2 separate regions of the Homo sapiens genome follow, and region 1 is linked to region 2. The links are chromatin contacts, found by Hi-C or POLR2A ChIA-PET in ENCODE. All regions are on one chromosome and are shown on one strand. The core of a region is the stretch at or near the end of the contact, and the rest is flanking DNA. Distances in the headings are between cores, read along the strand shown.

The links. Hi-C counts contacts between places; a loop is a spot of excess contacts on that map. ChIA-PET counts read pairs that join two places held with the same protein, here RNA polymerase II (POLR2A). Pooled maps may share reads with other maps.
Region 1: a loop to region 2 is called in a map of cardiac septum, with 5 times the contacts of the local background. The contact joins the promoter of DBH-AS1 here to the enhancer-like site in region 2. A Hi-C loop is called at or near these places in 2 of 168 maps with a recorded cell type or tissue (cardiac septum and thyroid gland) and 1 of 50 pooled maps. POLR2A ChIA-PET finds 5 or more read pairs at or near these places in 1 of 52 experiments (H1).

What each region holds. Positions count from the first base shown.
Region 1 is chr9:133,652,883-133,658,945 of GRCh38, forward strand. DBH-AS1 (DBH antisense RNA 1) reads right to left here and starts at 4,526. Exons shown (of 2, transcript NR_102735.1): 1 at 4,245-4,526; 2 at 1,705-3,655. DBH (dopamine beta-hydroxylase) reads left to right here. Exons shown (of 12, transcript NM_000787.4): 9 at 58-117; 10 at 3,641-3,768; 11 at 4,188-4,347; 12 at 5,434-6,063. The coding sequence ends at 5,565. RefSeq lists an enhancer at 1,601-2,400.
Region 2 is chr9:133,561,903-133,567,490 of GRCh38, forward strand. ADAMTSL2 (ADAMTS like 2) reads left to right here. Exons shown (of 19, transcript NM_014694.4): 13 at 5,034-5,160. Among named protein-coding and RNA genes, the nearest start is that of ADAMTSL2, 30 kb to the left of the region's middle. Within about 2 kb of position 3,774, at least 9 of the 41 ENCODE cell types and tissues checked have a DNase peak (open chromatin) inside an H3K27ac peak, as active enhancers do.

The DNA of each region.
Region 1 (6,063 bases), core at 3,276-5,775, 92 kb after region 2:
CCAGCACCTGCCAACGCCAGGTGGCAGGTGCTGATGGTCACATTGGCTTTTCCTCAGGGAGATGTGCTCATCACCTCCTGCACGTACAACACAGAAGACCGGGAGCTGGCCACAGTGGTAAGTCACCCCCGCTTCCCCCTGCACCTGCCCAGGGCGAGTGTTCAGCCTGAGCCATCTGAGGAAGGATGACAGGTCTTGACTCCTCACTTAGGGCATGGGCTCGTCCCCTCAATAAGCCAGTCGTTCTCAGCTCCCTGAACCACAGTGGCAGCATCACCAGGGAGCTTGGGATGAATGCAACCTCCTGGGTGCCACCCCAGGCCCACTGAGTCAGAGACACAGGCGGTGGCATCGGGCAATCCATGTTTTAACAAGCTCCCAGCGGATGTTGACCCCTGCTCAAGGTTGAGAAGCACTCACACCAAGAAGCTTCTCAGCACCCGGGGCTGGTGTGGGGAGAAGCTGTAGGACAAGAGGTTGACCTTTGCCCCGTGGAGCTCAAGGTGCACCAGGGAGACAGGCCTGGAGCACCTGCTGCTAACAACAAGCAAAATTACAAAACAAAACTTTAAAAACCAGGTTGAGGAGGCAGAGGTGCGGGGACCTGGGAGGGCCTTGTCAGAAATGTGGCTGTCACATGGAGCCCAGGGGAGAGGGGAGGAGGTGAAGGAAGGCTCTGTGCAGGGGCTGCGTGCGGGAAGGCCCAGAGGACCAAGAACATTCTCAGGATGGAAAGGAGAGGAGGAGAGGGTGGAGACATGGGTGGGGGTCAGGCAGGATGAGCGTCAGCTGAGGATGCATTTTGGCTGGACTGCAGACAGTTCAAGGAGAATCTGCACTGGAGAGATCTATTTTCAAGGCTGGGTATGCAGGCAGCACCAGGACACGGGCAGCCACGTGATGCATCACGCAGCGGGGCTGCTTCCGGGAGCCAAAGGGGATGCTGTTCACAATTACCTGGGTCCCAGGCACAAGCCAGGGCTGTCCTGGCAAATGGGCCACCTTGCCAGTGGATCCGTGCCAGCTGCTTCGGTAACCATGGTGGTCTCCAATAATTATCCTGTGAATTGTGTGGCTCAAGTGGAGCAGACCTGGGTTACAGCTACCCTGACATCCCTCAGCGCCAGGAACTCAGGTCCATGTCACAGCCCTATTCTTTGTGTTTTAATCCAATGTGGATTCACCTGATGTTTACTGAGCCCAGACTGCCAGTGGTTTATTTTATTTTATTTTATATTTTATTTTTTTTTGAGACGGAGTCTCGCTCTGTCACCCAGGCTGTGTGTTCTCAGCTTGCTGCAACCTCCACCTCCCGAGTTCAACCGATTCTCCTGCCTCAGCCTCCTGAATAGCTGGGACTACAGGCACCCACCACCACGCCTGGCTAATTTTTGTATTTTTAGTAGAGATGGATTTTCACCATGTTGGCCAGGCTGGTCTCAAACTCCTCATGTAATCCCTCATGCTGGGATTACAGGCATGAGCCATAGCACCCAGCCAGTGTTTGTATTTTCACAGGTGAGACATAAAGGCTCAGAGAGGGCAGGCACTTGACCAAAGTCACACAGCTGATAGATGGCTGAGCTGGGATTTGACCCAGGGTCTTGTGCCTCACAGCTGTTACCCCACCCTTCCTGTCTCCCTTGGATTTCAGGTGACAAGTGTCCTAGGTTCCTGATCACAAACTCAGGGTGGAGACAGGACAGCTTTGTCAGTCCTTTATTCTCTCTAGAGGAGGTGCTCAGTATATCACAGCAGTGGCTGATGTCGGGTGCTTGCCACAGCTCAGCACTGCTCTAATAACTCATCCTAACCACACCAAGCCTTGCTGAGACCTCTGAGCAATCCCACCAGGAGATACAGTGAGGTCCAGCCACTCAGGCCACACAGCGAACAGGAGGCAGGGCTGGTATGGGTGCAGGTGCCAACCCCGACTGTGCCGCCTCTCGGCTAAGCACCTGTGCAGTGACTGAGTGGGCTCGCAAACAGAGGGCTCTGCAGGTGGAGCACCCCAGGCAAGTCCCCACCATCAGCCCCATTCTGCAGGCGCGGCCCCGGGGCCAGGGATGGGAGGGTCTTGCCGGGCATCCAGCGAGGAGACTGCATATTCCCTGCCCAATCTGGCTTCACGGCGGCGGAACTGACGCCACGTCCCAGGGCGTTCGGGGCTGCCAGGCCTGGTGAGCACCGCGGACATCTCAGATGGCCGTTCTGCAGGTTGAGGCCCTCGGTGCCAGCGTCCCCGTGGGCAGTTCTGTGGCTTCCCTGGCCCATGTCGTCCTCTTGGCAGTGGCCACATCACAGCACCAGGTGGGATCAAAGGGGAGGGCAGCTCCCCAGGTGGACCTGAGCTTCTCACACTCTGACAAGCCCTCGCCTGCTGATCCAAGACACAGTGGCCTTTGAAATTCGATTTCCTTCCCCAGGTGAAAGAGGAGAACAGATTCTACACAGGGTCGGACTCAGTTCCCTTTTGATGTCTGTGGTGGCAGAGGGTGGGGAGGGACAGGAACTCACACAGGAGGGCAATCGTCCCGATCTGACGGGGGCGGGATGGATGAGAAAAGCTGGGAAAGGAGGAATCCGGCCCAGAGAACAATGCTGGCAAAAACGCGTCCTGGCCAACAGGTGCCAGGTTTCGTCTCTGGGCAGAACTGTCCCATGCTCTTTGTCTGCACGGGAGGAGGGGGCGGCAGCTGGTGTAAGTGCCACGCCAAGCTTTGCCCAGTCCCTTTGTTCTGCCATAGAGTAAAGATTGCCTTTCTTCCCCACCAGCCAGATGAAATCCCCAGGCCCACAGCAGCTTCACAAACAGCGGGGAGCCTGGAGGGGCAAGGGTGGCCAGGGCGTCATGTCCCGGCCCCTGACCTGCTGGGATCTGAGCTGCTGCCGGGGGAGCTTTGCTCTCTCCAGCCCCAGCTCCTCCAAGCTGCTGCTGTTCTTCCTCCTATGGCTGAGGCTCCACGGTCACCAGCTCCAAGAGCAGCAACCCAGCGAGGGGCTTAAAGCTGGCAGTGGGGACTCAGAGGGTGCCTGCCCTGCCCCTCCCATGCGATGGCAGGCCGTAGGGTTGCCGTGAGAGGCTGGAGGTTGTCGCGGCCTCTAGTCACGGTCCTGTCTTATAGAGTCCCTGCTCCCCTCAGAGCCACGTTGGAGAAATGACTGGTGGACGGTGCGGGGCTGCAGTGGAAAGGGCCTCCCTTGCAGTCCTTGGCTCCAGGCTCTCGCTGGAGGTCATGGGGACAGCTTCCAGACAATGGCCGGGACGCTGGGTGCACTCAGGCTGTGCCACCGATGCTGTGGCCACCACGGGGCATCCCCTTGCCTGCTCTGAGACTCAGTTTCTGTACCCATAAAATGGGCACAATAACACCCCATCCGCTTGTCCCGTTTCATTTTTCCTCACAGCATCATCAGTACCTGATACGAATTTCCTGGTTGACTCACTCACTCACTGCCTGTCTCTCCTGCCAATGGTGGCAATTCCTTGAGGGCAGGGACTCGGTTCCCCAGAGCATGCCTGGCACGGTGCAGTGAACAGACGAGTGGACGCAGTGTACACGTGGGTGCGGCGAAAGCTGCTGGATGGCAGCGTCTGCGTGGCATGGCCCGGGGCTGACGGGTCTCCTCCAACTTGCAGGGGGGCTTCGGGATCCTGGAGGAGATGTGTGTCAACTACGTGCACTACTACCCCCAGACGCAGCTGGAGCTCTGCAAGAGCGCTGTGGACGCCGGCTTCCTGCAGAAGTACTTCCACCTCATCAACAGGTGAGGGCTCCCTGCACAAGCTCCCTGCCCCCAGGGAACCCCGACACAGAACCTCGGGCCTGTTAGGCGGCTGGGCAGATTGGAGGAGTCCAGGCTAAGTTCTAGGAGCAGAGACCTGTGGCGGCATCACTCACCCCTCCCCTCACTCGTTTCCTGCTGAGTCTGGATTTGGCTTCAGAGCCTCCTCAACCCAGCCTGCAGCAGCCATTACCCACCCGCCAAGGTGACAGGAGAGGTGAGGCCGTTGCCGGTGAAGGCAGCATCTGGGGTGGCCTGGCGGAGGCAGCGGGGCTGGGGAGGAGGTGGCAGGACGGTTGCCCCAGGGACAGGACTCGAGTTGCAGGGAGGTGTTGCTGGTGCCCACTGGGCTCCCTGCCCGTCAGCTGCTCCCCAGCCTGGCTGTTCCTTGTCCCCACCAGGTTCAACAACGAGGATGTCTGCACCTGCCCTCAGGCGTCCGTGTCTCAGCAGTTCACCTCTGTTCCCTGGAACTCCTTCAACCGCGACGTACTGAAGGCCCTGTACAGCTTCGCGCCCATCTCCATGCACTGCAACAAGTCCTCAGCCGTCCGCTTCCAGGTGCGCTGCCATGGGCCCGGGTGGGGCATGCAGTCAGGCAGGCCTCATGGGGGGCCCCAGTGAGGGGTGATGGGTCTGCACTCCAAACTGCTGGCAAAAGCACTCGCACAAGACAATGAGAGCAAGTGCCAGGTGGTGACACATAGGCCTAGACAGCCAGCCAGCCAGCAGAGAGAGAGGAGAGAGGAGAGAGAGGAGAGAGAGGAGAGAGAGGAGAGAGAGGAGAGAGGGAGAGGGAGAGAGGGAGAGGGAGAGAGGAGAGAGAGAGGAGAGAGAGAGAGAGAGAGAGGGAGAGAGAGAGAACCAATAACGAGGCAAGGAAGGGAGGGCAGGCACCCTCTCTGGTGACACCTCCACACTGTACCGAATGCCAAATGCAGGTGGTGTGAGCAGGGCGCACTAACCTGCCTAAAAATAAAGCACCAGGGGAGGGGAAGGTAAGAAACGAACCAGTCTGAAGCTGCGAGCTGGTTTTTTCCTCCTTATCTGAGACCCACTGGTATTCGAAGGCATCTAATTTATCCTGGGCCCACTGGGCTGTGGTCAGGAGGCCAGGGCCTATGCAGAGTTAGTCGCGTAAGGTGCCGCAGCCTGGAGATCCAGGAAGATCCTTCCCAGAAGCATTTGGGAGCCAGATTAACTGCTAAGTCAAACATCCTCAGCACCAAGGGAAGGAAGGGCTAATACTGGCTTGCTGAGAATAGTGTGGGGTGGACGTCTGATGGGGTTGAAAACTTGGCATTTGGTGTAGCCTTGAGGGGAAGAGATAGCTAAAAAATATCAGAGCCTGCAGCCAGGGGCTCTGGTTGCTACACTAGGGTGAATGATTAAATTGGGTGGGGACAGAGGCGGGGAGAGGCCTGGATGACTCCCAGGTTCCTGACTAGGTGAATGGGAAGCCAGGGGAGGGGGCATTTACTGAGGTGAGGACCCCCAAAAAGCAACTTGGGGGAGCAGAGTGAGTTCAGTTTGAGACAAGCTGAGTTTGAGGGCAAGAATCCAAGAGGTGGCTGGGAAGTGGCTGGGGAAGCAGCCACCCATCTTGCCCCTCCAGCCTCAGTTTACCTCCTGCCCCCTTCCTTGCAGGGTGAATGGAACCTGCAGCCCCTGCCCAAGGTCATCTCCACACTGGAAGAGCCCACCCCACAGTGCCCCACCAGCCAGGGCCGAAGCCCTGCTGGCCCCACCGTTGTCAGCATTGGTGGGGGCAAAGGCTGAGGGGGGACCTACTCCTCCCCCTCCTCCATGCTGTCCCTGTGGGCTCACACCGGCACTGTGCACTCTACTCTGCGACGATCCCCATGGAACAGCCCTGCACGCCCAGGATGAAGGGGCCAGACCACGCCCCTGCCTGAGACCACGGTCCAATCCAGCCTTCTTCCCCCAGGGTCCCCTGCATGGCTGAGAGGGTGTGGGTGCCCTGTTGACCTACCCTGGACCGAGTGGACCACGACCTCGTCCATTTAAACCCGGCTGACTCAGTGCAGGGACAGCCTGCACAGTGGTCCAGGGTCCAGCCCTCCGCCAGCCCTGTTCCGCCTCACTGGGTGTGGCCTGGCTTCTGGGACAGGCACCATGCTGGGCCGGGGTGTGGAATCACCGGGAACGCCCCCGCCCCCGCCCCGCTGCTCCCGGTGTGCAGCGGGTGCGGGTGCCGCTTAAACATTTCCCTGCTGAGTGGCTCGTGTTTCACAGTGGGCGGCTTCCCTGCGACGG
Region 2 (5,588 bases), core at 2,524-5,023:
GCTGCCCACTCTAGTACCCTCCCCTGGGGGATGCCGCGAGGTCTGATGTCAAACCCAGGATCAGGATACAGGGCCGTTGATGGGAGAAAATATGGCAGGGAGACCCCAGTGCCGGCTGTGAGGTCACATTTTATCTATTCTTGGGGCTTCATGTTTGGATGTAGAGGATACCCAGCTGGCCCTCAAAAGGTTTGATGCTCCTGGTCCCGCCCCAGTGCCACCCATTTGCCAGGGCATTTGATGCCCTTGCAGTCTCTGGCCAGTGAGGATTCCACACAGCTGGGCAGTCTGAGCTTGGCCGCACCCTCTGCAGCCCTGCTGGCATCTCAGGAGATGGGCCCGAGAGAGGGAGGGGCTGGGGCGGCCCTGCAGGCTCTGCTCACACTGGCCTTGCCTCTCTGGGACTGAAGAAAGGGCTCTGCCTCCTGTTACAAGAGCCCCCAAACAGGGCATAGCCATGGGGCATGCTGTGTTCGCCCCTGCGCCTGGCATCCTGGAGGGAAAAAGCAAGTGCTGTGGGCGGCGTGGCGGGCACCCGGCTCGGCCAGGCTCGCACCGCCGTGGGCGGCGTGGCGGGCACCCGGCTCGGCCAGGCTCGCACCGCCGTGGGCGGCGTGGCGGGCACCCGGCTGGGCCCGGCTCGCACCGCCGTGGGCGGCGTGGCGGGCACCCTGCTGGGCCCGGCTCGCACCGCCGTGGGCGGCGTGGCGGGCACCCGGCTGGGCCCGGTTCGCACCGCCGTGGGCGGCGTGGCGGGCACCGGCTTGGCCAGGCTCGCACCGCCGTGGGCGGCGTGGTGGGCACCCGACTTGGCCAGGCTCGCACCGCCGTGGGCGGCGTGGTGGGCACCGGCTTGGCCAGGCTCGCACCGCTGTGGGCGGCGTGGTGGGCACCGGCTTGGCCAGGCTCGCACCGCTGTGGGCGGCGTGGTGGGCACCCGGCTTGGCCAGGCTCGCACCGCTGTGGGAGGCGTGGTGGGCACCCGGCTTGGCCAGGCTTGCACCGCTGTGGGCGGCGTGGTGGGCACCGGCTTGGCCAGGCTCGCACCGCTGTGGGCGGCGTGGTGGGCACCTGGCTTGGCCAGGCTCGCACCGCTGTGGGCGGCGTGGTGGGCACCGGCTTGGCCAGGCTTGCACCGCCTGGTTGACCACACCATGGGCCCTGGGCAAATTGCCAAAGCCTTCCGAGCCACTGTTTTCCACAGGTGAACTGGGACGCCTGCTTATCTCAAAGGTGGGTTGTGGGGATCCACATGAAACAAGGAATAGCCTCTCATGGTCAGAGGTCAATGGATGCTGCCGTTCTGAGGGTGGCTGCCACCACCTGATGCAGGGTGCGGCTTCCACCATACCCAGGAGCAGCTGGCCTTGGAAGTGAGCCATGTGACCTGCCTTCCGGGCAGACCCCTAGCGGAGCTGAGCATGGTGGTGGGGTGTCAGCAGGGTGTCTGCTTTGCCAAGTCCTTTGCGGACCTGCCCTGAGTTCCTCCACTCTTCCTGGCCAGGGGACTCCAAGCGTGTGGGCGTTGTCAGTAAGTGTCAAGCCTGTGGGCGTTGTCACTAAGTGTCTGCAAACATCTGTGATTCCTCCCAGACACATCGCTGGCTGGAGAGGGGACGTCGCTCGAGACGTCTGCAGGGTGAGGCAGCCTCGCTGGCAAGGGGCCTGATGGGCAGCCCTGCGTGGAAGATGTCCCCAGGGAGGACACAGCACTGTCTCCCAACACCCAGAGAATGGCAGGGAGGGGGCTGGACTGGGTCTGTGCAGCGTGGCCCAAGGTGCAGTGGGGCAAAGGACAACAGGAAATCAGAAAGACAGGTTTTGGCTTTGGAAGAAGGAAACTCTGCTTTACAGGAGGTTGTTCAGAAATGGAAATGAGCCACCCTGAGAGACAGAGAGAGAGAGAGAGAAAGGGGGAGAGAGAGAGAGAGAGAGAGAGAGGGAGAGAGAGAGAGAGAGAGGGAGAGAGAGAGAGAGAGAGAGGGAGAGAGAGAGAGAAGGGGAGAGAGAGAGAGGGAGAGAGAGAGAGAGAGAGGGAGAGAGAGAGAGAGAGAGGGAGAGAGAGAGGGAGAGAGAGAGAGAGAGGGAGAGAGAGAGAGAAGGGAGAGAGAGAGAGAGAGAGAAAGGGGGAGAGAGACAGAGAGAGAGAAAGGGGGAGAGAGACAGAGAGAAAGGGAGAGAGAGAGAGAGGGAGAGAGAGAGAGAGAGAAAAAGGGGGAGAGAGAGAGAGAGAGAGAGAAAGGGGGAGAGAGACAGAGAGAAAGGGAGAGAGAGAGAGAGGGAGAGAGAGAGAGAGGGAGAGAGAGAGAGGGAGAGGGAGAGAGAGGGAGAGAGAGAGAGAAAGAGGGAGAGAGAGAGGGAGAGAGAGAGAAAGAGGGAGAGAGAGAGGGAGAGAGAGGGAGAGAGAGAGAAAGAGAGAGGGAGAGAGAGAAAGAGAGAGAAAGAGAGAGGGAGAGAGAGAGGGAGAGAGAGGGAGAGAGAGGGAGAGAGAGAGGGAGAGAGAGAGGGAGAGAGAGAGGGAGAGAGAGAGGGAGAGAGAGAGGGAGAGAGAGGGAGAGAGGGAGAGAGAGAGAGGGAGAGAGAGAGGGAGACAGAGAGGGAGAGAGAGAGGGAGAGGGAGAGAGAGAGAGACAGAGAGGGAGAGAGGGAGAGGGAGAGAGAGAGGGAGAGGGAGAGAGAAGGAGAGAGAGAGGGGGAGAGAGAGGGAGAGAGAGAGAGAGAGGGAGAGAGAGAGAGAGGGAGAGAGGGAGAGAGGGAGAGAGAGAGGGAGAGGGAGAGAGAGAGGGAGAGGGAGAGAGAGAGAAGGAGAGAGAGAGAGGGTGAGAGAGAGAGAGAGAAAGGGAGGGCAGGAGGGAGGGAGAGTTCCCTGTCACTGTGGGAGGTGCTGAATGGCACTGGGCAGAAATAACAGAGTCAGGGTCCACCCTTTGCATAGGTTGTGTCCGTGCGGATGTCCCATGGATGGTCATTGGCCCACCCTCCATCCTGTGCCTCGCAAGAACCCAGGCACAGGGCAGTTCTATCAGTGGGGCAGATCAGCCTGCCCTGAGCTTTGGCCGCGGTGGGGAAGCTTGTTTTTAGATTTTTCTTCGAAGACACTCTTTTGGAGCCATAGCAACAGAGGAGCGTGAGTTTGGCCTCGGCTCAGGTCATAGGTGGAAGTTTCTGCTGCCCTTCGGCGCTCCAGGGCACCGTGGTGAGGACAGTGGATCCTGCGGCCCCCAGGCTTCATCCTCCCCTTTCTTTTGTTTCAAGGAGGGGCTCCGTGGCTCAGGGGGTTTGAAAAGCACCGTTTTCGAGATGGGTGTCATGAAGAGGGTGCCCAGAAAAAACGTCCTGGCATTTGATTCTCACAGGCTCTCTGGAAGGTTCCCATTTCGGGAAGGAGCATGCTGAGGCCTGGAGTCTGGTCACGGTCACGTCACCCCAGGGAGGCACTGAGCTGGGACTTGGATTCCAGTCTCTCTTGACCAAGGCCTGCCGCGTTTCCACTCCGTGACGAGGAGCGAATGAATAACCAGGCACTTGGCGATGGTCTGCAAGTCCCCAGCCCCGCACCTCCCTGGGCCCCAGAGCGGGTGTCTCTGAGGCTTGGAACATTCCAAGCAGACCTGGCCGGGAAGCCAGCCTCCCCCTCAGAGAAGGCTAAAGGCTGCACGGCCCAGCTCTGGCGGGAGAGGAACCGTGATTGCAGCCTGGCTCGTCCTTTACGGAAAAAAGAAAAAATCCCCTTGTCGGCTGCTTCCCAGGCTGTTTCGTTCCATCCAGCGCTGGGGCTTGGAGAGGCAGGAGCCGCTGGCCTGCAGACACACGCCGCCGGGCGGCTGGGTTCTCTGGATATGGGGAAACCGATTTCCTTCTGGGGGAACTGGCAGCTGCAGCCAAGACCGTTCCATGATGCCCGTCATCCCGGAAGGCTGGGTCTGTCTCCCGTGGCCACACACACACACACACACACACACACACACACACAGCCACAGCAGAAGCAGCAAACCCTAACCCCACCCCAAGGCCGTTCCCACTGCTGCCGGCTCTCCCAGAATCATCCTGCTCCTGGGCAGGGAGCTGGGCCTGTGTGGCAGTTCGGTACCAGGCAAGGGTGCAGGGGCGAGGACGAAAGAAGCAGAAGGTGGAGATGTGGTCAAGGAAGTGGCACTGCTAGGTGAGGGCTGCCTGTCACCCACTGTCCCCCAGTGGGATTACAGAGTACGGGGCACCAACAAAGACAGGCACACAGTGATGATTAAAGAAAGTTCAGGCCTGGCGCGGTGGCTCACGCATGTAATCCCAGCACTTTGGGAGGCCAAGGCGGGCGGATCACCTGAGGTCAGAAGTTCAAGACCAGCCTGGCCAACATGGTGAAACCCAATTTCCATAAAAATACAAAAATTAGCCGGGTGTGGTGGCACATGCCTGTAATCCCAGCTACTCGGGAGGCTGAGGCAGGAGAATTGCTTGAACCCAGGAGGGGGAGGTTGCAGTGAGCTGAGATTGCACCATTGCACTACAGCCTGGGCCACGGAGTGAGGCTCCATCTCAAAAAAAGAAAGTTCAAGAGGATGCTTGCTAAGGACTGGGGCATGCCACAGAGGGCAGGGCGCGCCCGAACCCCCACCATGACCTCTGAGGAGGCTGACGGGGCTGGAGCCGTCAGATGTCACTCCCGCCTGCCTGTCCACCCAGGGATGGGTGGTTGCTGAACGCCTGGCGATGGGGGACACCTGACTGTGTTTGCCTCTGCACCTCCACGGGGGCCAGCTGGAGCAGACTCAAAGCCCGGACTCCGTGACATGGGAACTGGGAGCCCAGCTGGGTTGGGTGGGGCGGGGTGGGGGTGCAAAGAGAAGAGCTCAGACCCGCACAGCTCAGACCCACAGTGCTGCCCTCATGCCACAGTTGCACAAGCTGTGACTGATCCCCAAGCCAGAAAGCTGAGCTGAGAGGTCAGGTGACTTGCCCCAAGTCCTGAGGCCTGTCTGCTGGGCTCCAAGGTGCCGGCATGGCTCACAGACCCACCCCTGTCCCCAACCCAGGGGTCATGTCTGCGTACGCCATGTGTGTCCGCTATGATGGCGTCGAGGTGGATGACAGCTACTGTGACGCCCTGACCCGTCCCGAGCCTGTCCACGAGTTCTGCGCTGGGAGGGAGTGCCAGCCCAGGTACCTGCCACCAGGGGCCCTGGGCAGGGGGTCGGCAGGGGGCGTGAGGGGCTCTGCCCAAAGGAGCAGTCAGACTTACCCCCTGCCCCGTAGAGGTTCTTCGTGTGCAGGGCCGTGGGGGCTCTTCGAGGAGGGGCATACAGACCTCACCCCTCAGAGACCTTCTGGGTCTTCCCAGGAGTTGCAATTTAATCTGTCACTGTGCCTCGTAGACAGTAGGTGCTCAATTAATGCTTGCCACCGCAGATTTAGAAACCATTCTCAACATTATATTACAGCGGTATCTTTGCCCCACCAGGCCCACTTGGCACATCTAGGATTTTTATAAACTCAAGGGATTATTCCCAAGATTCCATGCCTATTGGCTGTCCCTTGGATGTGGGTGGAGGCCTATTTTCTTGACCTTTGGGCCTCGTCTCCTGCCTTGT